Linked DNA regions of Homo sapiens: region 2 is linked to region 1. Evidence: read pairs that join two places in POLR2A ChIA-PET (ENCODE). Cell type or tissue: Caco-2. All regions are shown on one strand. Each heading gives the region's core, and the rest is flanking DNA. Links, peaks and the distances in the headings are about the cores only.

The links. ChIA-PET counts read pairs that join two places held together with the same protein. Peaks named below come from ENCODE experiments on the same cell type or tissue, not always from the same donor. Only the 100,000 strongest peaks of a DNase experiment are listed, where the experiment ranks them.
Region 2: POLR2A ChIA-PET joins it to region 1 with 9 read pairs; 2 of 35 experiments call an interaction of 5 or more read pairs at or near these places.

Annotation. Positions count from the first base shown.
Region 1 is chr17:59,804,981-59,810,355 of GRCh38, reverse strand. It overlaps VMP1 (vacuole membrane protein 1), which reads right to left. Exons shown (of 12, transcript NM_030938.5): 8 at 1,480-1,560. Among named protein-coding and RNA genes, the nearest start is that of MIR21, 34 kb to the left of the region's middle. In Caco-2, for the core only: no CTCF peak of the experiment used is centred there; no DNase peak of the experiment used is centred there.
Region 2 is chr17:59,344,986-59,350,360 of GRCh38, reverse strand. The region is part of intron 1 of YPEL2 (yippee like 2); the gene reads right to left. Among named protein-coding and RNA genes, the nearest start is that of YPEL2, 16 kb to the right of the region's middle. In Caco-2, for the core only: no CTCF peak of the experiment used is centred there; a DNase peak (open chromatin) is centred at 2,195.

The DNA.
Region 1 (5,375 bases), core at 314-5,313:
ATGGTGAAACCTTGTCTCTACTAAAAATACAAAAATTAGCTGGGTGTAGTGGTGCATGATTGTAATCCCAGCTACTGGGTAGCCTGAGGCAGGAGAATCGCTTGAACCTGGGAGGTGGAGGTTGCCGTGAGCCAAGATCTCGCCACTGCACTCCAGCCTGGGTGACAGAGGGAGACTCTGTCTCAAAAAAAGAAAAACAAACACAAAAAAAGGATTTAAGATACGTAAATCAGAGTAGCCCTGAGCTAACATCGCTTTAAACAGGTTTTATATAAATTCTTCCTTGTAACTAATACTTGAAACTTTGGAAAAAGACTTCTTATCTATAAATTTGAGGAAAGAATGAAGTCATCCTTATTTGGTTAAATGTAGTTTAATTTGGTTAAATGTAGTATATTCTTCATTGGAAGAATGGATTTTGTCTCTTTTATTCTTACTGATTTAAGCCATTTAGGTCTGAAGTCATCACTACATGATGAAATACTTAAAAGCCAATAAACAAGATGTGAACCTATTCAACAGAAAACAGCTCATTTAATAAGTTGAATTGGGCTGGGTGCAGTAGCTCACACCTGTAATCCCAGTACTTTGGGAGGCCGAGGCGGGCGGATCACGAGGTCAGGAGATCGAGACCATCCCGGCTAAAACGGTGAAACCCCGTCTCTACTAAAAATACAAAAAATTAGCCGGGCGTAGTGGCGGGCGCCTGTAGTCCCAGCTACTTGGGAGGCTGAGGCAGGAGAATGGCGTGAACCCGGGAGGCGGAGCTTGCAGTGAGCCGAGATCCCGCCACTGCACTACCGCCTGGGCGACAGAGCGAGACTCCGTCTCAAAAAAAAAAAAAAAAAAAAAAAAAAAAAAAAAAAAAAAATTAGCTGGGTGTGGTGGCAGTCGCCTGAAATCCCAGCTACTTTGGGAGGCTGAGGCAGGAGAATCGTTTGAACCCGGGAGGTGGAGGTTGCAGTGAGCCGAGATTGTGCCATTGCACTCCAGCCTGGGCCACAAAAGTGAAACTCTTGTCTCAAAAAAAAAAAAAAAAAAAAAAAAAAAAGTTGAATGGGCCAGGTGTAGTGGCTCATGCCTGTAATCCCAGCACTTTGGGAGGCCGAGGCAGGTGGATCACTTGGGCCCAGGAGTTTGAGACTAGCCTGGGCAACATGAGATCCTGCCTCTACTAAAAATATAAAAATTAGCCAGGCGTGGGGGTGCATGCCTGTAGTCCCAGCTACTAGGGAGGCTGAGACAGGAGAATTGCTTGAGCCCAGGAGATGGAGGTTGCAGTGAGCCGAGATCATGCCACTGCACTCCAGCCTGGGTGACAAGAGGGAGACTCCGTCTTAAAAAAAAAAAAAGGTGAATGATTCACAAAATTACATACCCAATAAAAGTGATAGCACTTTTGTTAATTCAGGAGTATATATGGATCAAAATATAACACTACCACTTAGTAAAAGTTCTGTTTTAATACAATTCACTTACTGAAGCACAGGCCAAAATTCCAAAAAATCCAACTTTCTGTACTAGTTTTTGAACTGCCAGTTTGGCCCGGGAGGCAAAGTCCTGTAAAAAGGCAAATTTAGAAACATTAATGAGAAGTAGGAAAAGAAGGAAAGATGGTTCTTTCTAGAGTTTATTAAAGATCTCCCAATCTGATGACACTGATTAATAAGATGAATGATGAAAAAAATTACAGTAGGTTGTTCACTGAAACACAAGTAAAATAATGATAGACTATTACATCCTTAAAGTTAAGCTCTTACCACATTTTAAGAATAAACCAAAACACTGTAAATTTAAATTTAGTATTCTCTCTGGATATTCTAGGGATTAACAAAATACTGTAAACTAACCATGAACCAATTTATTATTTTGGAAACACTGGCCTACAACATCTACCTTTTCCTTTCTTCTATAATTTGCCAGACTTCATGAATACATCTCTGCCGATCACTAGCCAGAAGATGGAAAAAACAGTTATGTGGCAATAAGTAAGCATTCATTATCCCAGAAGCAAAAGAACATCCTACATTTGCACAGCTTGTGCTAGTTTTGTAAAACATTCTCACCATGATTTTATTTGAGCCTTCGATTCTGGTATGTAGGTATAGTGGATATTATTATAACCAATCTATAGACCACAAAACTGCAGCCCAGAAAGGGTAAGTGATCAAGATCATAATGTCAGTTAGGGACAAAGATAGGACATGATTCAATATTCAGACTGTGAAATCAGTGCTTTTTACTTCACTCTGTTACCTCCTCCCATGCTGAAACATGCATTCGGCTGGCTAGTTCTTTCGGCATGTTGATGCTACAAATATTTGACTTTAATTATTTTCTGGTTTTGAAATGGCATATATTCAAATCCAAATTCCAATGAAAATAGTTCATAAGACAAAAAATGAGCTAATGTGTAAATGCTTTATTTTTTGAATGTGTGTAAATGCTTTATTAATAAGTCTTCATATCATAGAACCTCTTCCACTCTCTTTAGTCCAACTTTCTTTTTTTTTTTTTTTTTTTGAGACGGAGTTTCACTCTTGTTGCCCAGGCTGGAGTGCAATGGCGCGATCTTGGCTCACTGGAACCTCCGCCTCCTGGGTTCAAGTGATTCTCTCGCCTCAGCCTTCCCAGTAGCTGGGATCATAGGCACCTGCCACCACGCCCAGCTAATTTTGTATTTTTAGTAGAGACGAGGTTTCACCATGTTGGTCAAGCTGGTCTTGAACTCCTGACCTCAGGTGATCAGCTCGCCTCGGCCTCCCAAAGTGCCAAGATTACAGGCATGAGCCACTACACCCGGCCTTTAGTTCAACTTTCTAAAAGACAATAAAGAGAATATAGAAGGTGGACAGATCCGGCCGGGCGCGGTGGCTCAGGCCTGTAATCCCAGCACTTTGGGAGGCTGAGGCAGGCGGATCACAAGGTCAGGAGATCGAGACCATTCTGACTAACACGGTGAAACCTTGTATCTACTAAAAATACAAAAAATTAGCCGGGCGTGCTGGCAGGCGCCTGTAGTCCCAGCTACTCGGGAGGCTGAGGCAGGAGAATGGTGCAAACCCGGGAGGCAGAGTTTGCAGTGAGCTGAAATCGCACCACTGCACTCCAGCCTGGGCAACAAGAGCGAGACTCCGTCTCAAAAAAAAAAAAAAACAAAAAAACAAAAAAGAAGCTGGACAGATCTATCATAGAGAGGAGAAACAAAGTTTAAAGCCAGAAAAGCAAACTAGTTGAAAAATATAGTTCTCTAATTGGCACAGAATCTGTGTATCCCCACTTACAAAAACATTTTGACAAATAATATTGTGTAGAATAGACCTACCAAATTACCACAGTAGTTAATACTGAAATTAAAGCAAAGAAACAAAAAACCTAACTCTACTTGTTGAAGATGATGAGAAAGTCAAAGAAACCAAACCAATAAACTATATTAAAAAAAAATATGATCAGTCAATATAAACACTTTCAAGTCCAAATACATAGGCTCTCAAAGTTAATCATTAGCTAAACTCTACAACAAAATTTAGCAATTTTATAATTTATTTCCAAAGAGATAATTATTAATTTTTCTTTTTGGGATTAGACTTACTTTTTCACTAAATCAGTTATATCAGATTTAATTTTTTTTTTTTTTTTTGAGACAAACTTTCACTCTTGTTGCCTAGGTTGGAGTGCAATGGTATGATCTTGGCTCACTGCAAACTCTGCCTCCCGGGTTCAAGCGATTCTCTTGTCTCAGCCTCCTGAGCAGCTGGGATTACAGGCGCCCGCCATCATGCCTGGCTAATTTTTGTATTTTTAATAGAGAGGGGGTTTCATCATATTGTCAGGCTGGTCTCGAACTCCTGACCTCCCACCTCGGCCTCCCAAAGTGCTAGGATTACAGGCATTGAGCCACCACCCCAGGCCTCAGATTTAATATTTTTAAACAACTGAACTACTGCAGCAAAGGGTATTTTCTATTTTTATTTAGATTTCTAGCTGAAGGTTAATTTTTTTCTTAGCATCTATTGCATTAAATGTGAAATACTGAGTTTTATTGATTTAAAACCATATAAGAATATATAATCAATCAGTTTTCCTATATAGCTTATTTTAAAAACAAATTACATTTCTATTTCTATTACATTTTATTATTTACTGCTCCTTTTCACTAATCCTATCCTTCTGCAAAATCCATTTATTTTTAACAATTTATACAATTAGTCCCCAAATTACTAAGTTTATAATCCATTTGAAGCACTAAATAAAAACTGGTAAAAAATGTTTTAATTGTCTAAAGTATCAACAGATACTATTAAATTAAAAACTAGTTATGAAATTTTAATTACTATAGCACAAGAATTAAATATATAAAATCAGGAAAATGCCTTCCTTTACAGCCCTTAAAATTTTCATAGCAAATCCACTTTTAAGAGAGGGAAGATTGTATTCAATTGCCAAGAAAAGGTAAAGTAAACAACAAAAAAAGCATACAAATTTTATTTTAAAGACAGCACAATTTTTATAAGTTTTCCAAGTCAGATATATGTGGGAATATTTTTCTATCAGCATTAATGTCACCTTTAATAGACACAATTATAGAAAATTAGTTTTTCTACATTAAATGGTATAGACAAGATCAACAAGTATTGTATTTAGAAGGTCTGGTGTCCTGCTTTCTTTTATATTAATTTCCTTTTTTTTTTTTTGCTTTTATTTTGAGTTTGCCAAAGAGCATTATCTTAATTTTAAGGCTTTAGAATTTTCTATTTATTTAAACCAAGTGACTAAGATTGTGCCATCATTTCAAACTGATGGCATTTTTCTACTCTATAGAATCACATATACACATACAAACTTAAATAGGAAAAGAGGTATAATTATACCAACTGGTTTATATAAAGAAAAAAATGATTAAACATTATGCAGATCACCTAACAATATCAAACATACTTAAGACTACAGAAGAACCAGAAAACATGGTTTAAAAAACATCCTGAAAAGAGGTCAAAACACAGTGATCATTACTAACAAAGAGGAATAACACGTAAGGAGCCATTTTTCCCTTTTAGGGAAGAGTATCTTTGCTTAACGGCAATTAGGCAAGAACGAAAAACAGACTTCTCGTTCTTTCAGATGCCTGGGTGCTCCTCATTAGTTATCCTTAAGGGAGCTTCAACAATCTTTTTTTTGAGCACAAAGAGTTAATCTATCCGAACACGTGAAGCTGAAACCTCCTTTTACCTTTTTTAATTTTTAAATTTGAAGCTGGCATGTATTATAAGGAAAACAAGTAAAGTGCCTTTTTAATGGAGAGCTTTACTTTTTAAAAAGAGTGAAAGTCATCTACTGAAAAAGGATTTCACAAATTTTATTATGTATTTAACATA
Region 2 (5,375 bases), core at 199-5,198, 460 kb after region 1:
GCCAGATGCGGTGGCTCACACCTATAATCCTAGCACTTTGAAACAGGAGGATTGCTTGAGCCCAAGAGTTCGAGACCAGCTTGGACAACACGGCAAGACCTCAACTCTACAAAAAATTCAAACTTAGCCAGGCATGGTGGCACGCGCCTGTGATCCCAGCTACTTGAGAGGCTGAGGCCAGAGGATTACTTGAGCCCAGGAGGTTGAGACTGCAGTGCACAGTGTTCACTCCAACTGCATTCCAGCCTGGGTGACAGAGCATTAAAAAAAAAGAAAAGAAAAAGGGAAGAAAAAGCGGCTTGCTGAAATATGAATCTTGTTCAACTGGTACAGGACAAACTAGAAGAAATGAGAGGAGGTAAGTAGAAAGCAAGGAGAAGCAGGATCAAGAAAGGCCTGTAGGGCCAGGCACAGTGGCTCATGCCCGTAATCCCAGCACTTTGGGAGGCTGAGGCGGGCGGATCACGAGGTCAAGAGATTGAGACCATCCTGGCCAATATGGTGAAACCCCGTCTCTACCAAAAATACAAAAATTAGCCGGGCATGGTGGCGTGTGCCTGTAGTCCCAGCTACTCAGGAGACTGAGGCAGGAGAATCGCCTGAACCTGCGAGGTGGAGGTTGCAGTGAGCCGAGATCGTGCCACTGCACTCCAGTCTGGTGACAGTGCGAGATTCTGTCTCAAAACAAAACAAAACAAAACAAAAGGCCAGCCTGTGGGGGCCGGGGAAGGTGGTCACGCCTGTAATCCAGACACTTTGGGAGGCCAAGGCAGATCACTTGAGGTCAGGAGTTTGAGACCAGCCTGGCCAACATGGTGAAACCCTGTTTCCACTAAAAATACAAAAATTAGCCAGGCATGGTAGCGCACGCCCGTAGTCCCAGCTGTAGTCCCAGCTACTCGAGAGGCTGAGGCAGGTGAATCACTTGAGCCTGGGAGGCGGAGGTTGCAGCCTGGACGACAGAGCGAGACTCCGTCTCAACAAAAAAAAAAAAAAAAAAAAGAAAAAAAAGGCCTGTGGGCTGAGAAAGGGGAGGGCAGGCTGCATGAGAGGAACAAGCTGAGAGATGGGGACCAAAAAATCAACATCTGCACTGTCTTCTTCCCTTTTAAGCAAAAATTTTAAAAGCTTCTTTGAGTCAATTCTTAGGAAAGAAAATTGATTTTTTTTTTTTTTTTTTTTTTTTTGAGACGGAGTCTCGCTCTGTCACCCAGGCTGGAGTGCAGTGGCGCCATCTCGGCTCACTGCAAGCTCTGCCTCCCGGGTTCACGCCATTCTCCTGCCTCAGCCTCCCGAGTAGCTGGGACTACAGGCGCCCGCCACTACGCCCGGCTAACTTTTTGTATTTTTAGTAGAGACGGGGTTTCACCGTGGTCTCGATCTCCTGACCTCATGATCCGCCCACCTCGGCCTCCCAAAGTGCTGGGATTACAGGCGTGAGCCACTGCGCCCAGCCAAAATTGATTTTTTTTTAAAGGAAGAAATTAAGAGTATGGAGCTTAACTCATCATTCTAATTTTTGAACTTTAGCCCCTGTTAATGGGGCAACAGGGTCCATGGGGCTTCATGAGTCCAACTCATAGAACATAACTGTGGAGTTCCAAATTGATTTCCAACAGTCATCAAATGAGCTTAATATTTAAAAGCCTCAGGGCACATGTGCAAATTAAACACCATTTTAAGTGAACTAATAATCCATCACAGTGGAAATTAAAGGAAGATTTGCCGCCACCCCTAGCTAGCTTTCACTGAGCAGCACAGAAAGAAAATATGTGAGATATTATGATTAAAAACAAAGATCTTCGATACACCACCTCGAGAGACAAATGCACAGGGAGCACATGCCAACCTGGCCAGCCCCCACCCCATGCCGCCTCCCCGGCCAACAGGCCTTCCCCAAAAGGGAGTAACTGCCGCTGGAACTCAAAACAGAACCTTCTGAGTGCCACCAGGATGGAGGGGCGGGAGATGGGACGCTCTTGTTAAGCCACAAAGGAACGTGAGGAATGATGTGGAAGCAAGGCTGGACCACCACATGCCGAGCCACGGAAACTGACCTGAGAAGTGGGACTCTCTACAGGAAGGAATTCCTCCAGACATGAGACAAGGCTGGCCCCAAGGCATGCCTCTGTGTTGTTGTTTCCATGGGGTGTCTGAGAGGAGGTGAAGACTGGAAAAGAAGTGGGCTCTGGACTCACACAAACCAGTTCTGCTCCTTTCTAGCTGCGTGACTTCTGGCAAGTTACGAAACCACTCTGACCCTCAGCTTCCCTATCTCTAATAAGACCAACCTCCACAGGGGTTCTAGGTGTTAAGTGAGATGATCTCAGTGCTTACACAGAGCTGGCGCACAATACACACCAAAATTTCATCTATTATTTTTAATGGCCAATGGGGGAGAAAAACAGATGCTGCTGCTTAAAAAAAAAGAAAGAAAAAGAAAAAGGAGAAGGCCTGAGAGTTCAGACAGACATGGAGTTTGGGGTCCTTTGGGAACATCCTATTTTTCCTCTTTCCTATTTATGTTGAACCTGATGCCTGTGTGTAGCCAAATTCCAGCCTGCCCCTTCCATTAGGATCCTTTAACTTGTCTTCAAGCATCTCTTTGAGATGATACCACTGGGACATCTCCCCAAATCTAGAATTCTCTTTTCAAGATGAGACAAGGCGGCAATAATATTGGAGGAACCACAGGCATGCGTTAGTATTGAGGTCCTTCTAAGAGGTGCTTCCTCAGTGGCCATGCTCTCAACAGCCTGAAGGTAAGCATCTCTGACTTATACAGCCCTGGCAGGCCTTTGGGCCTCTTTCCCCCTCAAATCCACCCACTGCATGCCAGCCAGTGTTGTCTATTTAAAAAGGAGATCTGACCACGTCATCACTCTTAAAGTTTTCAGAAAGGCAACACAGAGCAGTGGTTAAAAAGACAGGACCGGCTGGACACAGTGGTTCATGTCGGTAATCCCAACACTTCGGGAGGCTGAGGCAGAAGGACTGCTTGAGGCCAGGAGTATGAGACTAGCCTGGGCAACACAGTGAAACCCTAAAAAGAAAAAAGAAAAAAAAGGACCTGGAACTAGTTTCAAATCTCAGCTCTGTCATTTACTAGCTGTGTGACCTTGGACAAATTACCTAACCTCTCTGGACCTCACTTTCCTCACAAAAAATAGAGACAATAATATCTACTTCATAGGGCTCATATGAGGATGAACTAAGTTAGTAGAAAAGTATTCAGCATATGTGCCTGGCATGTAGTAACCACATAATACATTCCAGGTGTGTATTACCACTAACGCCCATGCATAGCTTCGGACTCATCTCATCCTCTATACCTTATCCTCCATCTCCATTTATTGAAATGACATTTAAGAGTCTACCATGTGTCAGGAACTCTCTTAGGAGGCATTTGGCAACTTGTACCACTCCTTGTAGGTCCCCTCAGTACACCACGCTTGCACTTTACGCTTCCATGGTTTTGCTGATGCCATTCCTTCAGGCTGATACAACCTTTCCATCTCTCCTCACAAGGCCCTTACTTGTCCATTGAAACTCAGCTCAAATGTCACCTCAACACCGGGCTTAGTGGCCTCTCCTGTGCTCACCTCCATCTTAACCCTACTGAAATTGAAATTACCCTTTCTGCCTCTGTATCCTCTACTAGAGGTAGGCTCCAAGAGTCATCTTTGTACCCCATGAACTCAGCAGCACAGGACACACAGTAGAAGCTAAACACCATCACTGAACTGAACCTCCTCTGCTTCCCATTGGCTGCTCACTGGACAGGTCCACCTACCTGCACAGGTAGCACATGTGATAAGGCCCCTCCCTCCCTCTCCAAGCAAGGAGGAAGGAGGCGAACTTACTCTGCGTCCCGAGACTCCATCTAACCCAATTCTCTCCTCACCACCTCCACTCTCATCCCGTGCTGTGATGCCCAGGAAAACCACAATTCCTGGGTGCCACTCAAAGGCCTGTCATTGGCATCCATGCCTATTCTTTACACTGCTGGTCTAGGTTTAAAAAACAAACAAATTAAAAACTCTTAGAAAGACTGAAAGGGACCTTGTGCTAACTTTAAGGACGGGAGGGTAGGAACGTGACTAAGTAGCCATAGCCTGTCCCAACATCTGTGAAGAATGAAAGCAGCCCTGGCTGGAGGCACTAAATGGTGGTGGCGGCAGAAAGGAGGAGGCAAGCTACTTCTGGGAGTGGGAGACAGAAAAAAGAGAGAGGTGGAATTGTGAGAAGGCCTTTATACTGGGAAAGTTGTCCTCCTTCCCCATCCTACTCTCCCCAGAATCCTGAGCCTAGAGCAGAGAGCACAGAGAGACCTGTGCCCGCCCAATGAGAGAGGTGGGCAGCAGTGTTGCCCAGCGGTTAAGAGTGCAGGATCTAGAGGTGGGTGGACCTGGATTCCGTCTTGGTTCTTCTCACCAGCTACATTACCACTGGGCAAATTGCCTGAAAGGAGATAACAATAGAGCCTACCTCCTGCAGGAGACAGAAGGATGAAATGAGATAACGCAATTGGAGTATTCAGCACAGCACCCAGCACATGGCTAATACTCAATAATCCCGATTAGCTACAGTCACCCTTACCAGTGAGGGAGAAAAAGCACAGGAATTGTTCCTATTCACAAGACCAAAAGGAATGGCGTTCCCGTCCCCCAGGTTGACTCACGGTGGTTAGGAGGTTAGGGCCTAAACTAATCGACTTAAAGGTACATTGTGGTTTAAGTAGGCTTCTGTGGCTTAGCTGGGGACCTGATATTATTGCTGTCATTCCTAACACAGACCACTCCATCACTTACTGTATTGAAAAAGTTATCTCTGTGGTCTACACTGACTCTACTAATCTCAGGACGGGGCCACTGCTAAAACTTCTCTGAAAATCGTCTATTAAAGCTGCCAAGGAGCTGATGTGCAAGGCCCACAGGAAAATCATCATTTTCTAGACACCTCTTTTACAGCACTGGAACCAGGTGGGACTTCACATCCATCCAGCTGGTAATAAAAACCAGCTTGGATACTCAAGAAACCACGCTCCTTCATAAACAAAAACAACCATTCATCTCAACCCTGGATGCAGGGTCTAGTCTTGGTTTCGGGGGCTTATACGTCAGATGATAATCCTACATGATCTCTAGAATTCTCTCAGCCTTTAAAGTCCTGGTTCCATGTAGTAGTGATGCTCTGCCTGCCGAATCCTGCCTCAGGAGAAAGTATTCCTCTGTCAGCCTTCAAAACGCCCCATCAGGTCAGTGGCGGCATTAGATTCTCATAGGAGTGCGAACCCTATTGTGAACTGTGCATGCCAGAGATCTAGGTTGTGCACTCCTTATGAGAATCTAACTAATGCCTGATGAGCTGAGGTG